Regions from separate parts of the Homo sapiens genome. Here region 2 is linked to region 1. A link is a loop called in an ENCODE intact Hi-C map of the cell type or tissue named here. Cell type or tissue: chondrocyte. All regions are shown on one strand. Each heading gives the region's core, and the rest is flanking DNA. Links, peaks and the distances in the headings are about the cores only.

Region 1 (11,647 bases), core at 1,206-9,205:
AAAGCAAGAACCCATCTCTACAAAAAAAAAAAAAAAGCAGCATCTGAAGCAGCATGTGGGGAGCAAACGAGATGCAATTGTGAATGTCTCCTGACAGCAGCTTCTCAAGCTCAGGTGGCCACTTAAACTCACATAAATCCATGTTTGGTTACCAAAGATAAGCATTTAAGCAACATTTATAATTTCGTAACCTGCCTATGTTGGGGGAATGCAACATTGGTCATTCCTGCAATACTTGCCCTAGCACACACGCAGCCCAGGGACGTTTTTCCAACCTAATGATGCTCACATTTGAAATTTTTTCCCACCCTACTATAGACCTCACTATTCTTGCAAAGAAGACTTTGTTCTATCTCAACACTTAGAACTCATGATTCTGTTCCTGAGCTGTCCACCTCTGCCAGTGGGAGACACCCTAGACTAAGGTGAGAGGTTAAGGAAGCTAGTGGAAGGCTGGGTGTGGTGGCTCACACCTCTAATCCCAGCACTTTGGGAGGCCGAAGTGGGAGGATCACTTGAGGTCAGGAGTTCAAGACCAGCCTGGGCAACATGGTGAAACCGTCTCTACTGAAAATACAAAAACTAGCCAGGCATGGTGACATGTGCCTATAATCCCAGCTACTCGGGAGGCTGAGGTGGGATAATTGCTTGAACCTGGGGGGCAGAGGCTGCAGTGAGTACTGCTGCACTCCAGCCTGGGTGACAGAGCAAGACTCCACCTCAAAAAAAAAAAAAAAAAAAAAAAAAAAAGGAAGCTAGTGGAGAAAGACTGCAGGTGCCAGAGTTCAGCACAGCAGGTTTGACTCCCCTGTATCAGCTGCATGATGCTGAGCAAGTTAACATCTCTGAAGATCAATTTTCCCTTGCAAAGATGAAGGCAAATGCCTTCCATTGTGAGGAACCATCAAAATAATGGAGGGGATACTAGTGAATGTTAGTGGGCGCCAGTGCTTGTCCCTCCCATCCAGAGACCTGGTCCCCCCTATCCAGGAGTCTTGATTTCAATGGTCGAAGGCCCTTCCCACAGCTTTCCAGTGATGCAGACAGGCTGAGGTATGCCCTTTTCTTCAGAAAACTGGCTGTTACAATTTGCAAAGCCCGATGCAAAATATTTTCAAAATTGCTATTAAAAAAATTAAGAATTTAAAGTCGATGACAGAACATGCAACCAAACAGGGGGCCTCCTGACTATGGGGCCCTTTGTGACAGCACAGCCTATGAAGACGGTCTGTCTCCAACTCACATGGCTCTTCCCACCCTGGTTCCACACTACAATCACCTGCAGAACTTTAGAAAGTAGAGATGCCCTTGTACCTCCCCTGAGATATTTCAAACACCAAAGAGGCCCCCAGGGGACCGCAGCAGGCAGGCACGGTGGAGAGCTACTGGAGTAGAGCCTTAGGATGCCTTGGAAGACTGTCATGGCCCAACATCCACAAGCAGCAGGCAAAACTGTCCCCATAAAGCCCAGATAAGACAAATACTTGCAAATGTAACATCTCAGGGTCTTTAGGACCCGTATCACGTGCCCCATGGAAAAAGCTATTAATGCCTCCCACCCCTATGAGGCTGCCTTACTGTGCAGACAGCAGAGGATGCTCATGAGTTCAGCATCTCCCCTTCCAGGTTTTCACCGGCACAGCCCACTCCAGAGGAACCTGCTTCCCCGTGTCCTTTGTAGAGCTATGGTGTGTGACTAGGTGGGGAGGCAAGCAGCAGCTTATGTGCGACTTCCCAGCGGTGTTAAGGACATGACCTTCTGTCCTAGTTGGCGCTTAAGGTGTCATCTGAGACTATGTGTTGAAGATGTGTGTGGCAGGGGGCATGGGAAGATAGAAATCATGATCCCTGCTGATCATAAGGCCACAGTACCTAGATCTTGGTTATTCCTCCTCCCCCTACAAAAGAAAAAAAGCAAGCAGGGCTCAGGGGGTGGGGGAGACAGAGGGAAGCCAACTTCTCTTAAGTCAGTAGATTGCATCATTAGGCCAAATGCCTGACATGACCCATTTTACAGAAGAGTAAAATAGACTCAGATGACATCCCCCTAGCTGAACGAGGCAGGGATTTCCCATCTTCAGCTGCATTCGCTTATAACTAAAAAAAAGGTGGCTTCTCAGAGTAGAAGGATGGTTGCCAGGAGTTGGGGGAAACGGGGAGATGTTGATCAAAGGGCACAATCTTTGTCATGACATGAACAAATTTTGGGTTGTAAGGCACAGCATGAGTGGTGGCAGCTGTGTTAATCTGTGGTAGTCATTACACGATGCTTAGGTATTTCCAATCAACACATTATAGACACCGAATATATACAGTCTTTGTCTGTTAAATATTTAAAAGAGGCAGCTTTTGGCCAGGCATGGTGGCTCACGCCTATAATCCCAGCACTTTGGGAGGCCGAGGCAGGTGGATCACGAGGTCAGGAGTTCGAGACCAGCCTGGCCAACATAGTGAAACCCTGTCTCTACTAAAAATACAAAAAATTAGCAGGTCATGATGGCAGGCGTATGTAATTCCAGCTACTTGGGAGGCTGAGGCAGGAGAATTGCTTGAACCCAGGAGGCAGAGGTTGCAGTGAGCTGAGATCGCGCCATTGGACTCCAGCCTGGGCGACAAGCGTGAAACTCCATCTCAAGGAAACAAGAGACAGCTTCTAGGATGTCACCACCCTGCCCCAATTTATTACTGGGTCATATTGTTTTAGGAAGTTTCTTCCCCTTATCCTTTAGTTTCTGCATTTAAAGAGGGACAGGGGCTAGGTGGGGTGGGAGAGGCCATGGCCTCAGGCACACATTTAAGGTGGTATCCCAAATCTCAGCTGATCAAGGTAAATACCATAACGCAACTTTTTAAAAACCAAAATGAATGCAAAAGAAACCTACAATGAACAGGATGTCAGAACTCTAAACACGGGATCCAACTCTGCTTGCACAGCCCTGACTTGCCCTAATCCCAGGCCAACTTTCCACAGAACTACAAAAACAAAGCAGATGACCTGTGGGGCCACCGTTTGCCAATCTGCATTAAAATATTTTTTGGCGACTGAGTTCTCGGCACTCCCTTAAGTCTCATGTCCCAGGCAAGTGCCTCACCCTATCCCAGCTCTGGGTAGCACCTGGGAGAAAAACACCTGCAGACAGGTAAAGTTCTTAGTGCAGTGCCTGGCTCAGTCATGATGGCAACTCGAATTGAGGCTCATCTGCTTTCTTAGAAGAGGTTAAATACAGGGAGACAAACAAGCTATTTGTGTTCTGTAGTGTCTAGAAGGCAGCAAGAAACCTTAAGCAGAGGGGCGGGAGATCGCCTTGATTTCTGTTCTTCAGTGGAGATTTTACAAGCTGATCTGAGTAAAGATCAAAAGGATCCAGTTTTCCCCAATACCTAACCGGAAACTCATCTGTCTGTGGCATGGAGCAACACCTTCCTTAAAGTGGCCCCACGAAATTTTTCTAAAGATGGAGTCGCATTGCTACCCAGGCTCGACTTGAACTCTTGGGCTCAAATAGTTCTTCCTAGCTCAGTCTCCCAAGTAGCTGGGACCATAGACACTCATTACTGATGCTGGCTCAATTTCATGTTAACATTTCCCCCTTGCCTTTTATCCAAGGCCAATCACCCTGTTGCTTGTACTTAGGGGTTAACAGACTGGCCTTCCAAATCATGTCCTTTTTATAAATAAAGTTTTATTGGCCCACAGCTAAACTTATTTCCTTCCCTATTCTCTGTAGCTGCATTACAGTGGCCGAGTTGGAACCTCTGTGCTACAACAGCAGTGGCAACAGAGCTGATAACAAGTAGGACCAGCAAAGCTCAAAACATTTACTATCTGGCCCTTAACTGAAAAAGTTTGCGGATCCCTGGGGCTCAGGTGAAGTCAAACTGCAAACATTCTCAGTTTCCTCTTCCAGATCCAGAGGGCTCTGCAAATCAAGGCTGGTGTAAGAATTGCCATTCTGGTCTGTGCCATGTCAGCTGCTCCTTTCTATTAAGGCTGTTTTATTTGGTTATTACCTGTACATTTTAAGTCTCATTCTAGCAGGTTTAGCCAGTTCAGCCCCCAATTCCGAATGATTTAACCCCATCCACTGCCATCTTCTAATTTCCTAGAAATGGTAAGGTAAGACTACCCCTACTCCTACAAGTTTCCTGGTCCTAGACTTCCCTCTTAGCCTACTTTTCTCTGAATCTTGGAATTCTTACCAGTCTCAAAAATTCTTTTAAGTTACCCAAATTCTTTTTAATACTCATTCAGCCTTATTCTCTTGAACTACACTCTCAGCTTTGTGCAAATCCCATTTGTGTCTCTGCCAGAAAATTTGGTATCTTTTAGTGTGTTTTACAAGTCACACTTGCCAGTTCAGAGCAAAGTACTCTGCAGGAGGGCTTGCTACATTCTAAGACCATGGGCCAAATCTAGCCTGCCACCTGTTTTTGTAAAGTTTTATTGGAACACAGACACACTTGTTTTTTCTTGCAATCTATGGTTGCTTTTGCACTAAAACCACAGAGCTGAGTAGTTGCAAAAAACTTTATGGCCCCACCCACTGCCTGAAGTAAATATTGGGTTCACAGCTTTTTACTCACCTCTGCTCTATTGGGAATCCAAGTTTGCTGGGTGATACCAGCTTGGATATAAAATCCTTAAAGTCCATACAGCTGTTAACAAAAAATGCCTTCTAAAAAGGCTGATATCTTTCCTCTTTGTCTAAAGAGCTATAACAAGAAGTACAAGGAACGTTTATGTGATTTCAATCTATGGGTTCCCACTTGAAAGGTCAACAACCTTCTAGAACAGAAACGCAGATCAGATTCACGACAAACAGCAGAAAGGTAACAATAGCAACTGTACAATAGCACCAGCATTCAGTAACCAAACACTTTTCTGATCAAAACGATCATCTCCAAAGAGACTAATTCTATCCTGGGTCTCTGTCATCATTTTAATCTTTTCTTCTTACAATAGAGATTCAGCAGTACACCATCACCTACCTGATGTAAAACTTAAACGGAGTCAGATTTGCCCAAACTACCACCATTCACAAAATAAACTAGGTACCTCTATTTCACAAGTGAAATAGTCCCTTCTACACAACCTATAAAATCTTACATCCTTTTTTCTTAGTTTACCAGGAACAATGGATCTACTTAATCTGTTTCAATTCCAGAGATGTTCAGCTTGATGAGGGCACACAAGACTTTATATTTAAAAAGAGTATTTGAAGGAAAGATGCCAAAAGTAGAAACCAAGCAACTTTGGGTAAGTATTATATCCACTGAGATTTCATAACCTCCTAAGGGTCCATCTATGAGAAGAGGTTGGATTTTCAGTAGTTTGTGGGTTCAGCAAACACTAAATGCTTTCCGTGATGAAACAGATGCTGGTGTGAGGCTGTCCCACGTATCACATATCCCAGCACCCAGCACCAAGCTCAGGGCCCACTGGGCCCCTGGACTTTTCTCTCCAAATAGAATTAAACAGAATTTTGAATTCCACAACAGACAAGCACAGGCTGGGCTAGTTAGCTTGATCTTTGGCGCCACCTCCAGATCAAACTGCATTTCGTTTTACTACAGTAGGAACTCATTGAGAAATCCAATGTGCGTTTATAATTAAGTTACTGAATGGGGCGCGGGCTGGGGATGGAGAACCTTCTACCGTAACTGTCTGTGGAGGGCTGCAAAATTGAGTGTTCCTTACATCATGCTACCATGAGTCTGCCTTTTTTATTGTAAGACAACAGGTAAAAGAAACCACACAAACATATAAGGCAAACACTCTTAGAACGATCACCCAGGTTATGAAATAGAAGTTTTCCAGCAACCCCAGACCCTTCACGTACACCTTCCTCACTTTAACCCTTTCCACTCTAGAGATTAGTTTTAGTTTTCTATATCGTCTAAGTTTAATAATTCCATCAGAGATGGATCAGTTTTAAAATTGGAATCCGTTACGTAGAAGCTATCCCCATTGGATAGAGCAGGGCTTGGCAGACCCCGCCTTTGAATGAACAAGTCGACTTGCTCAGATAATCCTTGGAGGGAAGAGACAAATGCGAGGAGTGTCTCCACAGCCCTGCTTTGCTTTGCTTTCGTCACTGTCGCCCAGCCATCGCCTCTGAAGGCCTGTGAAGTTGGAGCGGCCAGCCCCAGAAGTGGTGCCCAAAGCCTGTCTCTCAGTGGCCTCACCTCTGGAGGGCTGGGCAACAGCACTGGTCAGAAGTTCCGACAGCTGACCACCCTCTTCGGCTGAGCTAGAGGTCTTGGCTGGGCTCTAGGGGAGCCTCGAGCTGCCCCACGGAGACCAGGGTGCTGAGCTGTCCCGAGGCACCGCTTTCCGGTGGGAAGGTGACCAAGTCTGAGTTCTTGTTCTCACTCTGATCACTGTGCTGCTTCTTGTGGCATCTCAGAGAGTCATCCCTGACGAAGGAGGCGCCGCAGGTCTCACAGCGGAAGGCCCTCTGCGTCACGATCTTGGCCACGTGCTGGGAGCTGCCCTCTCTGAGCCCTTCCTTGCCCAGAGGGGCCCGGTTCTCCGTCTTGGCCTCGTCCCTGTGCACCTTGTCGACGTGCTTGGCCAGGCTGCTGGGCCGCTTCGTGTCGAAGCTGCAGAAGTCACACTTGAAGGGACGGTCCTTACAGTGGACTCTGCTGTGCACGCGCAGGGCGGCCGCGCTGGAGCAGGAGTAGCTGCACTCTGGACACTTCTCCGGGTGGTCGGCCTGGTGCAGCCGGCTGTGCTCCAGGAGGTCAGCCCGGTCCCGGCCCTGGAAGGCACAGTGCAGACATTTGAAGGTGTGCTTGATGCGGATGTGCGATTTGAGATTCGCCTTCATGGTGCAGCGGACGTCGCAGAACTCGCACTTGAAAGGCTTCTCCCCCGAGTGCACGATCATGTGCCTTTTCAAGTCCGAGCTGATTTTGAACTTGGCGCTACAGAGCCAGCACTGGAAGGGGGTATCCCCTAGCAATGGAAGGTGTGTTTCCATTAGAACAGGCAGGCAAAACAGACCCTCCCACCCCAACCTGCCTTAGCACACTTGGCCGCCATGAGATGGTTGGGTTTTGTGAACTCTAAACCCAACCTCCTAATGACAACACTTGTTGTGCATATTAATGCAATCCTCACAACAATCCTATGAGTGGGTACTATTACCCCCACTTTACAGATGGGACAACTGAGGCTCAGAGAGGTCAAGTTACTTGGCTCAGGTCAAACAGCAGGGATTTGGAACCCAGGCACTATGGCACTCAAGTCCATACTCTTGATGACCCCTTCAGTTTCAAATCTAAACTCCCATTTAACTTGACATCCCAGAATTGAATGTGGAAGAAGAGGTGAGATTTAAATTACAAACAACTGCTTCAAATCAAGCTAAGACCTGTGAAGACGCTTACTATAGTGTTTAATCTATATGACATCAGTTATTGAGCTTGTATTTCAAGTTAAAGTTTCTTACTTTTATAACTACAGGCTAAATTTTATTTATAATATTAATGCATAATTATGGCAGCAGGGGACAAATAATAAAGAGCCATGGTCTTTAGAGTCCCATTCCCTGGAGACATTGCTAAGGGTTTCTAGTTGTTTTTGAGGTTGCTGCTTTAAACGTCAGTTGAATATACACAAAGATAAGCATCTTATCCTACACACCCATCCTTTCCCTAACCTCTCCCCTGCATTCTGGTGGTTGTGACTTTTACACTTTTAAGCTGAGTAGTAGCCTCACATTTTAGTCCATCAGCTTCTGAGATTTTTTGAGGATTCACTCCTCTTCTCCACACTTAACTCCTCACTTGTTAGAAGTAGCTTTCTTTTCACCTTTAAGTAAAAAAATATTTCCATTCTGTCTGGTGAATTCTTATACTTTAATCATTTTCAGATTTCAAGTTCAGAAGCCAACTATAAATAATTTAAATGGTGACTGGGAATGTGATATTCATCGGAGCCAAACACTGCACCAGGATTACAATCACTTCCTTATAAGTCTGCTGTCACACTCAGGCCAGTGGATGGCGTAACCACCCATCAATATAATTTTGTTTTCTTTTCTTACGTGTTGCTCATTTGGGGGCACATTTTAACTTGCTTCTTGATTAGACTGTGTTTCTTGAAAGAAGGAATCTCAATTTCAGAAGTCATCCACTCTCATAATTTTGTAACTTTCACAAGGAATTTTTTTTTTTTTTTTTGATACAGAGTCTCACTCTGTCGCCCAGGCTGGAGTGCAGTGACGCAATCTCAGCTCACTGCAAGCTCCGCCTCCCAGGTTCATGCCATTCTCCTGCCTCAGCCTCCCGAGTAGCTGGGACTACAGGTGCCCGCCACCACGCCCAGCTAATTTTTTTGTATTTTTAGTAGAGACGGGGTTTCACCGTGTTAGCCAGGATGGTTTCGATCTCCTGACCTCGTGATCTGCCTGCCTCAGCCTCCCAAAGTGCTGGGATTACAGGCTTGAGCCACCGCGCCCGGCCCTTTCACAAGGAATTTTTAAAATGGATTTTTAAAACTTCTGATTTAGTTTCTCTTGACTTTCTATACAAGTATCAGCCTGATATTTCTCTTTGCTGCAATCCCAGTTAGCCATATTCAGGTATTCACATATCAAATATATCATGCCAGATGTTTCCTCCCTTCCTTTGCTAGAGTTTATCTTCTAGTAACTCCCACTAGCATGGTGGCTGGGAGTAAAATCTTGAGTCCTTGCACATCATTCTATTTTGCTCTCATACTTGAGATAGTTTGGCTGGGTATAGAATTCTAAGTTCAAAATCATTTCCCAACTCTTGAGGGCACTGTTCCATTGTCTCCTAGAAGCCAATACTACCCAGACATATTTCTAGATATAGATGTCCCCTGTCCACTCCCTTCCATCCTGATTGGAATCCTGTGAGCACTTTTACTCTCCTGGCCCCTTAGAATTGTGGACTTCATTTCTCATTTGATTTTCTATTTTCACTCTATTTTCTTCTCACTTCCATTTTCTTTTCTTCCTAGACCTGGTCAGAAACCAGACTTCAGGACTGGCTCTTATTCTCAGTTCACTCACCCAATTTTTTTCCCGTAATCTCTGGGACATTAATTTTATAGCTAGCAATCCTAGTTTTATTTCATACTTCTTTGTTCTCATTATCTCTTCATAGGTCTCTATTTGGATGCAACATTTCTGCCAGTGGGTAGACACCAATTAGAATGTGAAAATTACCCAAGTACTCTTACTTCCAGGATTAGTTATTGACTTGGCTCATTTTATTCCATTCATTTCCTATAGATGACTCATGATCCTTGGTGGACTATATTTGGGAAAGTAGACTGGTTTAATGATTAGACATGGATGCCAGAGGTTTCACCTGCTACTGGGTTGGTTGGGCAGTTTTGCCAGGCCTTGGCTAGTCCCCCAAGCTTTGTGGCCCTGGCTGTCTACATGCTTGTTCCAAGCCCAGAGCCCTCAGGGCCCTTGGATATTGGCTGGAAACTTTGGCTTCCAACTGTACAGCTGCCTCCCATTTGTCTGCTGGGACACAGCTTTCTATACTCAGTTTTAAACATCACTATGTTCCTGTCTGCTCACCATTTTCCAGGAATTCATTGAAAATTTTCAACTTATGAGCATCTTTATGAATATCTCAAACCCCATTTTTCCATGCCACGATGAGTTGGTCCTATCATTTCAGTAGGGTCCCATAAAGGAAGTTCCTAAGATTAAAAGTTTGTGATTTTTAATTATACTTAATGGATCCTGCTACATTCCAAATTTAGCCATGCAATCAGTGTATACATTTACTGAAACATCTAGTTTATAGGTCTGACTTGAGATACATCATTGGCTTCTTGGCAGTTATAGTGGGTATCTACTCCCAGCTGGATTCTATATAGTCAAGATATAAAACCCAGCTGTCAGTCATATTTTACCAAAAGTTGTTGTTCCGGCAACAGAAAAATGACAAATCTCACAATTATCACAGAAGTTCCAAATTCTTGTACTTCTACCACACCAAGTCATTTAAGTTGCTTGTGTTGTTAAGTAAATGAAGGTTAAGAAATTAGAGAAAAAGTAAGGGATTGAGGTTTCCTGGTCAGGGACTCACCCGTGTGAGATCGCAGGTGGACGGTGAGCTGGCTGGAGTTGCGGCTGGCATAGGGGCAGAGCTGGCATTTGTACGGCCGCTCATCAGAGTGGATCCGCAGGTGCTTCTTGAGGCTACTGCTGTCCACGGCAGCGTAGTCACACAGGTGACACTTGTGTGGCTTCACACTGGTGTGGCACCGCATGTGCATGGTCAGGTTGTCCTTCCGGCTGAAGCACTTGTCACAGAACTCACACTTGTGCGGTTTGTCTCCTTCAAACACATAAGGAGTCAAAGTTAAAGGTTTTTTGGTCAAGATGGCTACAAAGATTTGACCAAGATGATAGCCTGGGCATATGGGTGTGCCGCCTCCTCCTGTCCAAATACTGAGAGAGAAAGATACTGAAGTCTACATCAGCATATTGGGAAACAAGAATGTGTATCATTCATTGATAGTTCAGAAATCCTAAGGGAAAGATGACATAAAAATCTGATTGATGGAGAAAATTACAGGCCAAACCCTGTTTGGGAAAAATGGCAGTGGTTATAGAAGTACTCAGGATAAGAAGTGGCAGCTGTAGGGATCTTGGGCAGCTTCATGAACCACATGGAGAATGGTCAGGTGGACCCCTTCCTCTCACTTCTTCCAAACAGCAAGCAGCACGGCATCTCCCCCTAGGCTGTTGGTCAAAGGGTGCTGAGGTCAGAAAAAGAATACAAGGGCCTGGTAAGTTAGAGATGCCAGGGACAGCAGAAGACCACATACCCAGAACACTTCCATCCAGCCATGTTTCATCACTACCCCCTAGCCCAACCCTTCCAGGCTGATCATATCCAAATAAAATTAGTTTACCCAATAAACAAATGCTTGGGGAAAGCCAGAACCAGAAAGACACGCCCAAGTCAAGAACTTAGTTACTAAAGCAAAGGGAGGAAATGAAATTAGAGAAATGAAAACTATGGAAATCAAAATAAAAGTTCTAATAAGTTGACCAGCAAAAAGGGTGTCGAATGACAGCTATTGGTGGATGTAGGTCATCATACATTTGTCCACAACCGCAGAATGTACAACATCAAGAGTGAACCTTGGCCAGGTGCGGTGGCTCACACCTGTAATTCCAGTGCTTTGGGGGGCTGAGGTGGGTGGATCGCTTGACCCCAGGAGTTTGAGACCAGACTGGGCAACATGGCAAAACCCTGTCTTTACACAAAAAATACAAAATATTAGCTGGATGTGGTGGTGCATGCCTGTAGTTCCAGCTACTTGGGAGGCAGAGGTGGGAAGATCACCTGAGCCCAGGAGGTTGAGGTTGTGAGCACAGATCGTGCCACTGCACTCTAGCCTGGGTGACAGAGCAAGACACTGTCTCAAAAAAAAAAAAAAAAAAATGAACCTTACTGTAAACTATGGTCTTTGGTTGAGAATGTTGTGTCAGTGCAGGTTCATCTATGGTAAAAATGCACTATTCAAATGTAATGTTGGTAATGGGGAAGGCTGTGCATGCGCAGGAGCAGGGAGCATGTGGGAAATATCTGTATCTTCTTGTCTTTAGGTTCACTTTTGCTGTGAACCTAAAACTGC
Region 2 (11,647 bases), core at 1,352-9,351, 720 kb before region 1:
ACCCGGGAGGTGGAGGTTGCAATGAGCTGAGATTGCACCACTGCCCTCCAGCCTGGGTGACAGAGTGAGACTCTGTCTCAAAAAAAAAAAGGCCTTAGAAGACATCTTAGGGTGTCTGTTTGGGTCTTCTTTGTTTTAAGATATATGCAACAAAGGCCCAAATAACAGTGGCTAAAACAAGATTCAATCTCAATCTCGATCTCTCTCAATCTCTCTCTCTCTTTCAAGACTGGGCTGAGGTGGCTGCTCTGCTCCACACAGTCTGTAGGCCTGAGGAGGTGTCCATCACGTAGGTTCCTACCCCCTCTACTCTGATGCTCCACCATCCGCAGGGTGTTCAGAGCACGTCCTCCACCTCTGCAGCCTGGCCAAGGGAAAGGTGACAGGCATAGCACACTCCCTTCCCTCTACAGTCACACCCAAGTGACCTTCACTTCTGCCACCACCACATTGGCCAGAACTTGGTCACATGAGCACACCCAGAGGCCAGGGAGGCTGGGAAATGTGGCTATTCCAGGTGGCCACATGCCCAGAAGCAATGGGAGTTCTGCTACTGAAAGGGAGGGAGAGAATTTGTGTTGGGGACAAATAGCAATCTCTGCCACAGGGCTGCTAGAGAGAAAACCAAGTTCTCCACCATAGACATGGGGCTAATGGGGGAGAATAAGCAGCTCCTCCCAAGGATGGATATTCCAGGGTAAAAATGCCCATCACACATATAGTTGGTGGCTTACCCAAGATCTATCTTTCTTCTTCCTTTCTAAGAGAAACCCTAGCTTGTTCAAGGTCACAGAATGCTTGGCCAAAAAGCTCCATCTCCCAGTCTCCTATGACATCATGAGATATAAGAAGTCTGCTGGGGGTTTAGCCATTGAATTCCTGGTGTGTGCCTTCACCCCACCCCATTTGCTTCCTCTCCCCACCAGAAGCTCAGGAGTGAGACCACAGGGGCAGCAGCCATCTTTCAAGCCCTACCAGGGGGCAACTAGGAAGAGCTCAAGTGCTTAATGATATCTCTGAGCCACTCTACCACTGGTGATTGTCTACCCTTAGACGTCTTTCTACCCAAGAAAAAGTAACCTCTTGTTTGTTTAATCCCATTTGCTTTGACAATTTGGTGTCTCCCTGGCCTGCCTATATGCTCTCTGCCCTTGTTCCCTATAGCAGCAGTCCCCAGTATTTTTGGCACTAGGGACTGGTTTCATGGAAGACAGCGTGTCAATGAACCAGGGTGGAACAGGGATAGTTTCAGGATGAAACTGTTCCACCTCATATCATCAGGCATTAGATTCTCATAAGGAGCACACAGCCTAGATCCCTCAAATGCACAGTTCACAATAGGGTTTGCTCTCCTATGAGACTCTAATGCAGCTGCTGATCTGACAGGAGGCAGAGCTCAGGTGGTAATGCTTGCTCACCTGCCACTCACCTCCTGCTGTGCGGCCTGGTTCCTAACAGGCCACAGACCAGTACCAGTCCATGGCCCAGGGGTTGGGGACCACTGTCCTGTAGGGAACCTTGCTGGGCAGTGTTCATGTCCATGTATACACAGCCCATGGTGTGTCTTGCCATTTCAGGGAGAGTCCCACTGGGGAACAAGACCATATAGGGTTGTCCAGGAAGCCCATGTCACTTACAGAAACTAACCAACTTGGTCCTTTATTTGTAAATGTGAAACCACATTCAGGGCATCGAAAGACATCTGCAGAAAACAAATGTCACAAAAAGGGAAGAATCAAAGTAAATAAACTGAATACTTCATACTGGAATGATATGAGATATTTCCAGGGAAAGATTTTTTTTAAGTTTTCATTCTAGTTTGTGTCTTGAGGAATATTTGAGAGACTGTCACATCAACAAAACTAGAGTAGATTATTGTGAAAACTGAGCAGTTGGAGAACAAGAAATGTTCTTGACAATGAAAAATATAATTACATTTGAAAATTTCAGTGAATGAAAAATGAAATAGACATGGCTGATGATAAAGTTAGTAATATGGAAGACAGAATTGAAGAAATCTCCTAGAATGTAGGATGACTAGACAAAACTAGAAATTAGAAAAGTTGAGATAGAAGAGGATAAATCTAGGAGGTCCAGCCTCTGTAAATGAGCATTTCAAAAGAAGAGAAGAGAAAGATTGGAGGAGGAAGAAACAGTAAAAGGAAGGACAACATTTTATTGCACATCTTGACTTGAGTCTTCAGTTTACATAGTTCCATCTGGTGCCAATTGCAATGCATACTTGCAAACATCAGAGAGAATTTTGAAACTTTACAAATAAGGACTACAGGCCTTTGGAAATAATAATTTTTAAAGTGGTCAATTATAAAAGATTGAAAATCATATTAACACCAGATTTGTTGTCTATTGGGATGCCAGAAGATGATAAAGATACATCTTCCATGTTCTGAGGGTAAAGTACTTTCAGCTAGGATTATTTATATAGATAAGCAAAGATGCTCTTAGATATTTAAGATTTTGAAAATTTACAAATAATATACTGTATATGAAAAAATTACCCAAAGATATATGGCCATCTCTCCAAAAGAAATCTAAGAAAGAGGATGGCATAAAGATTTTTTTTTTTTTGAGGCAGAGTCTCGCTGTATTGCCCAGGCTGGAGTGCCGTGGCACAATTTCAGCTCACTGCAAGCTCCGCCTCCTGGGTTTATGCCATTCTCCTGCCTCAGCCTCCCCAGTAGCTGGAACCACAGGCACCCGCCACCATGCCTGGCTAATTTTTTGTATTTTTAGTAGAGATGGGGTTTTACCGTGTTAGCCAGGATGGTCTGGATCTCCTGATCTCATGATCTGCCCGCCTCAGCCTCCCAAAGTGCTAGGATTACAGGTGTGAGCCACTGCGCCCGGCAGCATAAAGATTTTTAAAAGTGGCAGTTGACAATTATACAGAAGAGGCAAAGGATACTAGAAAGGCACTTAAAGAGTTATCTATGAAATCTGACACTTGGAAAATTCTCCTTTGTGCTGTAACGGTTCTGTGACTCGAGATCACCTTTTCTTCTCCATGAGTCTATTCACACTTAGTTCCTTGGTGAATACTGTTCTAAACTTTAGAACAGAATAATGAGAAATAGTAGCTAACAGTTATTGATACCACATATCAGGTACTGTTCCAAGCACTCAACATGAATTAACATTAAATGTTTTAATTCTTCATCTTCATGACAACTTTATGAAGCAGTTAGTATCATTATCCGCATTTTTACTCATGAGAAAATTGGAACACAGAGAGGTTAAGTAACTTGCCCGAAGTTATACAGCCAGTAAGTGGCAGAGGTGGGAATTGAATTCAGACTAACATTAGGGTCCATGATTTAAAATTTTATAACTAACGTGGATGGGAGAGGAGGAAGAACACACAAAGGTCAGAATAATTGCAGTAATTTCCTAATCTTTCAATGCAAGGAATCATTGAATACCATATAGAATTGATAAATCAAGAAGTAGAAGCAGACATATTATTAAAGGTAGACTTTACCATCAGAAAACTAGAATAGCCAAAACCAAGAATTAATACCACTGAAAAATGGGCTTAGGAGTAGTCTGGCAGAAGAAAACTTTGTTATGCTTCTCTTTATTATTGAAAAAAAAGTTTCACCCTATGTATATATTATTGCTATCACTTTAGAAACCAGTTCAATTTTCAAAAAAGATTTGATCCTGTAAGTTTAGTGAGTCACCTTGACAATCCTGAGTGGAAGGTGAGAACATTGGCCTAAGAGTTGTGGTGAAGTATGGAGCCCACCTACAATTTCCCACTCGGCCTGCCCATCTCTGTCCAGCCAAGTCTCCCTCCATCCCCAGGAAAAGTCTGTCTGGCAAAGAGACTTCCAAGTTCAGAGCCTGGGGAGACACAGCCTTCCAAAATGAAGCCCTAAGATTCCTGGGCCATGACTGTGTCTGCCCTTCTCCTCCCAGAGGGCGAGGATGACAGATTCTGGGGCCCTGGGAATATTGGGAGGAAGGATTCCAGACACTGGAAATAGAGTTGCCAACAGAGGCACTCTGGGCACTAAAAAGCCCAAGTCTAGGCCTGGCAATGTCCCCCAGGTCCCCAGAAGACATCGTGGGGGTCACATTGCTCCAGCTTTGGGGTCTTTTTCAAGCTCACTCATCGACTATTCCCAAGGCCTGCAATCCTTCAGCCTCCTGCCACCCCTCCCCACCCACCAGTTTTGGTTTTCGCCTTGGCTGCAGGTCCCTGGGGTTCCAGGCCCCTGGATTCCATCCCTGTGGTTCTCACCGTGAGTCATGGTGGCTCTGCTGTGCCGTCCTCGCTATCTCGGGGAACCGGAGATCCCCCTTAATTCCCTCCAGCTGTGTCTCTACAGGGCTGAGGTCATCCATTCTGGCTCAAGAGGAAAGCAGAGAGTTTGTTGTGTCTTTGTTTCATTCAAATGGTTTGGACGGTGACTCACTCCATTTCTTCTCTCTTTTCTTTTTAAACCAGGGCACCGTCTGGGAGTCGTTTTTGATTAGAAGTTGACCTCAGAAATATGCTCACATCATTTTGAAAGCATCTTCCAGCACCACAGAAATCGACTCAGATGGAGAAAGGACACTGAGTGGACAGGGGCCAGGATGGGGCGTGGACGCTCTGCCTCTGCCGGGGACAAGGCCTTCCCACAGACTCCCTGGGGTGTTGCCAGCCTGAGTCAGAGGTAGGAGGCCAGCCCTGTCGAGCCCCCATACACTTATGTATTGACCTGGGGCCAGTGCTGTGGATGGCAATGACCATCATCATCACCATCGTCATCATCAACACTAGCTACTATTATCAAGTGCTTATTCCAACCCACATGGTTTCTAAGGGAGTCACATGAAGTGACCTCACATCATTCTCACAGCATCCTGCCAGGCAGGTACCATTGGCGTTTGCCATCTGAGTATTATCACCATCTGAGGTCCCACTCAGGAGCTGGGCATGTCGGTGAGTAAGGTCATGCCCTTGACCCACTAGGTGCAGGACCCTCCAGTGGGTGGAATCACGGGTCTCATTATGAATGTGAAGCTCCCAAGGCAAGGTCTGCCTGGCCCTGAGGCAGCAGGTATGACCCTGGTGGGGTGGGAAACGGAGGTCAGAGGTTGTGAGCTGGACCTGAGTCAGGTCAGAGGTTCAGTGGTATCTGGGAAGTGGCTCCAGGCGGTGGGCTGTTGGCTGCACAAGGATGGAGGGTGGCAGAAAGCTGTGCTTTACCGAGGGTTTTGCTGTGTTTTTTTTTTTTTCTACTGTGTGCCTGGAAGTGTGCAGACAGGCACGGCATGTCCATTTCCCCTGCAGGCTACTGGAAGAGATAAGGCTGGGAGGCAGATCACACTTTCCACCTTGAGAAAGACACAGAAACCGAGCAGAAGAATCCAACCGGGGATTAGGGAAAGCTCCCTGGGGGTACTGGCTTTGGAGCTGGGGGAGGTGGGATAGACCTCTACACAGAGAGGACCGGGCACCTGTGTGCAGGGGAGGAAGCTGCTCCACTTGGCAAGTGCGCAGCTGTGGGAAGGGGACTCCAGGAAACAAAATCCAAACTGCAGGCTGAGAAGTCTGTGAAGTTCTAATCACAGGAGTAGCATGGTGAAGAGAGATGTGGTGTCTCATGGCTCTGAATGGGTGTCGGGCAGATGCTCCGCAAGGCAGGAAGAGCCAAGCTGGCTGCTGCTCCAGCAAAAGCAGCTCATCGGCCAGGTGTGGTGGCTCACACCTGTAATTCCAGTGCTTTGGGAGGCTGGGGCAGGTGGATCACTTGAGGTCAGGAGTTCGAGATCAGCCTGGCCAACATGGTGAAACCCTGTCTCTACTGAAAATACAAAAACTAGCTGGGCATGGTTGCACACCCCTGTAGTCCCAGCTATTCAGGTGGCTGGGAGGCAGAGGTTGCAATGAGCCAAGATCACACCACTACACTCCAGCCCGGGCTACAGAGTATGGCTCTGTCTCAAAAAAAATGATAGCAGCTCATCGAATGGAGACTTGCAGCCCTGGCATCTTGAAAGCCCCTTTGCAGGTCGCATGAATGTCTAGGCATCTGTGCTTGGTCAATGTATTCATTTTCTGGGGGTGCCATGACAGATTACCACACACCGGATGGCCCAAAACCATCCTTTTGCAGTTCTGGAAGCCAAAAGTCCAAAATCCGTGTGTCAGCAGGGCTGTGCTCCCTCTGAAAGCTCCACAGGGGCATCTTGGCCAGCTTCTTCCAGCTTCTGATGGCTCCAGGGATTCTTAGCTTGTGATAGTAGAATTCCAGCCTCTGTCTCCATCTTCTCCTGAACGTCTCCTCCATGTCTGTGATCTCTTTTCTTCTTTAAAGACACTTGTTGTTAGGTTTAGGGCCCACCCAGATCATCCAGGTGATCTCACCTTGAGATCATTAACTTAATTCCATCCACAAAGACCCTTTTTCCAAATAAGTTTACATTCACATGTTTTTTACTGGATTTGTCTTTTGTGGGGCGGGGGTTGGAGGGAGTCATCACCATTCAACACCCTCTAGTCTATAAGGTCTATTCCCTGCCCTGCTACTAAGTGGGAGTTCCTGGAGAATAGCAATTGTGTGTTCATTCCTTCCTTCCTTCATTCCTTCATTCTTGTGTCCCACAGATATTGATGTAATGCCTACCGTGTTCCAGACACGCTGCGAGGCCCTGGGGATGCAGCCACAATCCCAACAGATCTGATGCCTGCTCTCATGGAACTGACTTTGCACTGGGGGGAGGCCAACTCCACGAAAACAGAAACTGGATGACACATTGGAGGGAGAGCAGTAAAAGGAGCAAGCAGAGAGCAAGAACAACAGTGTTGCCATGGGGCGGGTGGGCCCGCTGTAGCCAGGGAGGGCCTCTCCGAAGGTATAACAGGTAAGCTGAGCCCTGGATGCTGAGAAGGACCAGCCTCAGGAGCAGGGCCCCTCTGCAGCAATGCCTAGTACAGAGGCTTAGAGAAGACATGGGCACGTGCACCAGGCATCCCATGGGCAGGGCTACCTGAGTTCCATATGTGTGTGGAGAGGTCCCGCAGGGCCTGGGTGCGTGACGAGGATGAATAAAGTGGGTGGAGGGTAATGCCACAGTGAGGGGCAGATGGTGGCCAGTTGACAACACGTGCCCCCATCAAAGAGGTGGTTGCTACTCAGCTCTGACTCATGGTCACCAAAAAGGATGTGGGGCGAGTGTGGCCAGATCATCTAGTTCTTCAAAAGAAAGTAGAAATCTAAACATTTTTTTTTTGGTAAAGACATCTGAATTTCAAGTGCTTTTATTAAAAGAAGCAAAAAGAGGCCTGGCACGGTGGCTCACGTCTGTAATCCCAGCACTTTGGGAGGCTGAGGTAGACAGATCACTTGAGGTTGGGAGTTCGAGACCAGCCTGGCCAACATGGAGAAACCCCGTCTCTACTGAAAATACAAAAAAAATTAGCTGGGCATGGTGGCAGGTGCCTGCAATCCCAGCCACTCGGGAGGCTGAGGAGCGAGAATCACTTGAACCCGGGAGGCAGAGGTTGCAGTGAGCTGAGATCACGCTACTGCACTCCAGCCTGGGTGACAGAGCAAGAACCTGCCTTAAAAGAAGAAGAAAAAAAAAAAAAAAAACACTGGGTGGATGAAAAAAAAACATCCCCAAGCCAGGTCCAGCCTGCAGGTCACCATTTTGCAGCCTTTGGGTGGAAAGCCGGATTGGACTGCAGCAGCCTAGTACTCAAGGAGAGGGCACGGCAGGGAGAGGAGACAGCAGCGGAAAGGCCTGAGCTGGGACAGTCGAAGAGCTGTGAGCGGCTTGCTATGGCTGAAACGTAGTTTGAGTGTGACCACAAAACATGGCAGACTGTGACCACATTGCAAGGATCTCGGAGGCTTGGTAAAAGGGTTCTCTTCCCCGGAGATGTGGCACAGTGTCCGATCCCCGTGCCTTTCCTCATACAGTGCCCTCCCCCCTTTCTCCGCATGTCTACGTTCTGACTCTAGTGCCACTTTTTCCACAGTCTCCCTGGTCCCCCTCCCACCCACCATCAAGATGGGATCTCTCCCTCCTGGGAGCACCTACTGCACTTTGCTTTCATTCATTCATTTTTTAAAATTAATTAATTAATTGGTTTATTTATTTTGAGATGGAGTCTCACTCTGTTGCTCAGGCTGGAGTGCAACGTCACGATCTCGGCTCACTGCAAACTCCGCCTCCCGGGTTCAAGCAATTCTCCTGCCTCAGCCTCCCAAGTACCTGGGATTATAGGCATGCGTCACCACACCCAGCTCGTTTTTGTATTTTTAGTAGAGACGGGGTTTTTGCCATGTTGGCCAGGCTGATCTCAAACTCCTGACCTCAGGTGATCTGCCTGCCTCGGCCTCCCAAAGTTCTGGCATTATAGGTGTGAGCCACCATGCCCAGCCTCATTCATTCATTTATGTGTTCATTTACTCAGCAAATATTAGAGTGCCTGCTCTGTGTCATGGGGGTTGGAGGTGGAGGACTGAGGACACAGAAGTCAGCCCAAGGGACACAGTGGGAGCCCACGCAGAGTCCTCATCTTCAGGGGACTCAGAGTCCAGCAGTGGGGAGATGGGTTACATGATCACACACCACATGTTAAGTTACAACTTCAGTGGGTTCTGGAAGGAGAAGTGCTGAGGGGGAGACGAGTAAGGCCAGAAGGGCTTCCCAGAGGAAGGGGCAAGGGCTGAGCTCTGAGGATGCATCTGAGTTATCCTAAAGGCATTGGAAGCACTGGACAACTCAGCTTTCCTCCGGGAGGCACCATGCTAATGTGTGCCCTTGGAAAGCATCACTGTCTCAAAGGGGCTGGAGGAGGCTGTTGTGGCCATCTGGTGAGAGAGGACAGGGACTGGACCACAGGACAGGATTGGAGTGTGACCCATAGATGTGGAGAGACGTGGGGAGAGTCCAGAGACTCGGAGGAGGCGTGGAAACCATGGCGTGTCCTTGCTTCAACTCCCCTCTGAGATGGAAGCTCTGGATGCCAGAGATGGTTTCCTTGCTGGGTGACCCAATTCAGCAAAAAAGAAGGGTGACCTAACGGTCAGAATCAGACTGCCCCAAATCGAGCCTCCAAGACTTCACTTCTCAGCTGTGTGATCTGTAAAATGATGACAGCAACAGCAGTACCACTTCATAGGCTTGTCCTGAGGTCTCGGTGAATGATCTCTGAGCTGCGGAGCACATGGTACCCACTCACTAAGCAAGAGCCAAACTTCACGAAAGAGTATTTACATGTTAACAATGTCATTCACATGTCAGCATGTAACCGCCAGTGGGTTCATTTTGCCACTGCCCAGATAGAACCAATGTATCAAGACGGGAATTGCAATAGAGAAAAGAGTTTAATTCACGCAGAGTCGGCTGAATGGGAGACCGGAGTTTCATTATTACTCAAATCAGTCTCCCTGAAAAATTCAGAGACTGGGGTTTTTAAAGGATAATTTGGTGGGCAGGGGGGCAGGGAGTGGGGAATGCTGACTGGTTGGGTTGGAGATGAAATCATAGGGGGTCGAAGCTGTCCTTTTGCACTGAGTTGGTTCCTACATGCAGGCCACAGGACCAGATGAGCCAGTTGATCAATCTGGGTGATCCCAGCTGAGTGCAGGGTCTGCAAAGTCCCTCAAACAGCAATCTTAGATTTTATAATACCAGTGTTATAGGAGAAATTGGGAAGTTTAGGGATATTTTGGCCTCTGGCTGCATGACTCCTGAGCAGTTAACTTCTGATCTTGTGGCTCACTTGTTAGTTGTACAAAGGCAGTCTGGTCCCCAGGCAAGAAGGAGGTTTGTTTCGGGAATGGGCTGTTATCATCTTTGTTTCAAAGTTAAACTATAAACTAACTTCCTCCCAAAGTTACCTATGCCCAGGAATGAACAAGGGCAGCTTGGAGGTGAGAAGCAAGATGGAGTCGGTTAGGTCAGATCTCTTTCACTGTCACAATTTCTCATTGTCACAATTTTTGCAAGAGTGATTTCAATCAGAGCAGTGCCCCAAACATTTTTTTGTTAATAATTTGAAGGATGTTTATTTTAGAAAACAAAAAGGACATCAAGGTAGCCATCACGCAAAACTCCGAAGTGTCTTAGACTTCCTTACTCTTACTGTACAGCATTATGTTGGGTTTGAATTAATTAGGGGGCATGGGGCATCCTGATCGCCTCGGGATTTGTGGCTTTAAAAGTCTCCGGAGAGGACTGGCAGCAGTTCCCAGGGATGTGTGCCATTGTCTGGGACAGAGCAAGCCGAGTTCGTTGAGCTACAGCCTACGGTCCAGGGACCTGACTTGGCTGGAGGCTGGACATGTCCTACTTCTCTTAACTCAGCAAATGGACGGAGGTCAGGGAAAGGTTGACTCGGGGTAGGGGCTGGAGGAGGTTGCAGGGAAGCCTGTGGAAGCCACTCTTGCAGCAGGTCCCGGGAGAGCCCCAGGCCCTGGATCTGAGCATCCTCAGTGGGGCTTGGGGATCCGTACCTCTAGAGGGCAGTGGGGCTCCACCAAGAGTCCCTTCCAGTGTCTTCCCAGTGGCCAGGAAATACTCCTCACCTTAGAACGGGCCTCCCTGCTCAGCCTAAAGGGAAATTTCTACCCACAGGTTGCCTTGGCTGGGCGCAGAGGATGGATCTTTCCACATCCAGTTGTTTGTGCGGGGGAAAGCTCATTAGGAAGGAAAGTATCTAGTGTCAGTAGCATGTGAACGTTTCCAAGCACAGAAGCCCGACAGCTGTACCTACTTAGGGGGTACCTGGGGACTCCGGGCCACACAGAGGCCATCTCCCACCAGCCTGGCCAGGGGGAAGTCAGATTTCTGGGGCTCATAATGTTCACATGGAGAAAACGTGCATTTCTACTGGAGTGTTCTTGGCCAGACTCAGGCTTTTAGATTCCCCAAAATAAATCTCCTCGACGGTTCGCCCCTGCCTGCTCCTACCCCTCGTTCTTGCTTGGCAAACAGGGAAGTCCCTGGATGCATTTTGGTCCAGAGATCAGAGCCCCCAGGGATCAGAGCCTCATGGGCTGCACCCTCTAAGGGCCACAGAATCCCTGTTGGGGGCAAGGTTAGGGGGTGCAAGCATATCCACTTTGGGTGCACACAGACCTGGGTTCAAATCGTCACTCTGCCACTGCACAGCTGCAGGGTCACCAGCTTGCACCCACTCTGAGCCTCCGGCTCATCTGAGAAATGAGGAAAGCCCCACCTTACGGGATGGCCGCAGGGCTCGGGGACAGAAATCCTGGAACCAGTATATATAGCACAACACCAGGCACATCACAGCCCCTGCCAGAAGCACCACCAGCCGCACCCTCCCTGCTGCTAATTTTTCCCGAGGCACCCATTGCTGAACTCTTCTGTTCTTATGGTTTATACAGTCTATCCTTCCTGCTGGGACACAAGCTCCACTGCCGTGTCCAAAACACTCTGTTCTAGGCACAAGGTTGGCATCAAAAAATACCTGTTGGGTGCATAAATGAATGCTTTGGAGCTCGTATTACAGTTCTCTGGGCCTCAGTTTCCCCAGCTGTGCAATGCGGATGATGGCATTAGAAGTGTCAAAGGTGGCTTCAGATGGATTGAGCAAATGTGCAAGAGCACCCAGCCCAGGCAGGCAACAGATGCAAATCCACTCTCCCAATCAGAT

What was found. Hi-C counts contacts between places; a loop is a spot of excess contacts. Peaks named below come from ENCODE experiments on the same cell type or tissue, not always from the same donor. Only the 100,000 strongest peaks of a DNase experiment are listed, where the experiment ranks them.
Region 2: it touches region 1 in a loop (3-fold over the local background); 26 of 110 quality-filtered maps call a loop at or near these places.

What each region holds. Positions count from the first base shown.
Region 1 is chr20:52,078,306-52,089,952 of GRCh38, forward strand. LOC105372664 (a long non-coding RNA gene) reads left to right here. Exons shown (of 3, transcript XR_936849.3): 1 at 1-4,830; 2 at 5,166-5,257. It also overlaps a transcript of ZFP64 not described here. Among named protein-coding and RNA genes, the nearest start is that of ZFP64, 110 kb to the right of the region's middle. In chondrocyte, for the core only: CTCF peaks have their summits at 5,541 (motif pointing left) and 5,752; a DNase peak (open chromatin) is centred at 6,599.
Region 2 is chr20:51,361,978-51,373,624 of GRCh38, forward strand. LOC105372663 (a long non-coding RNA gene) reads left to right here and starts at 4,458. Exons shown (of 3, transcript XR_936848.3): 1 at 4,458-4,682; 2 at 6,620-6,876. RefSeq lists an enhancer at 4,235-4,529. In chondrocyte, for the core only: no CTCF peak of the experiment used is centred there; DNase peaks (open chromatin) are centred at 4,255 and 4,646.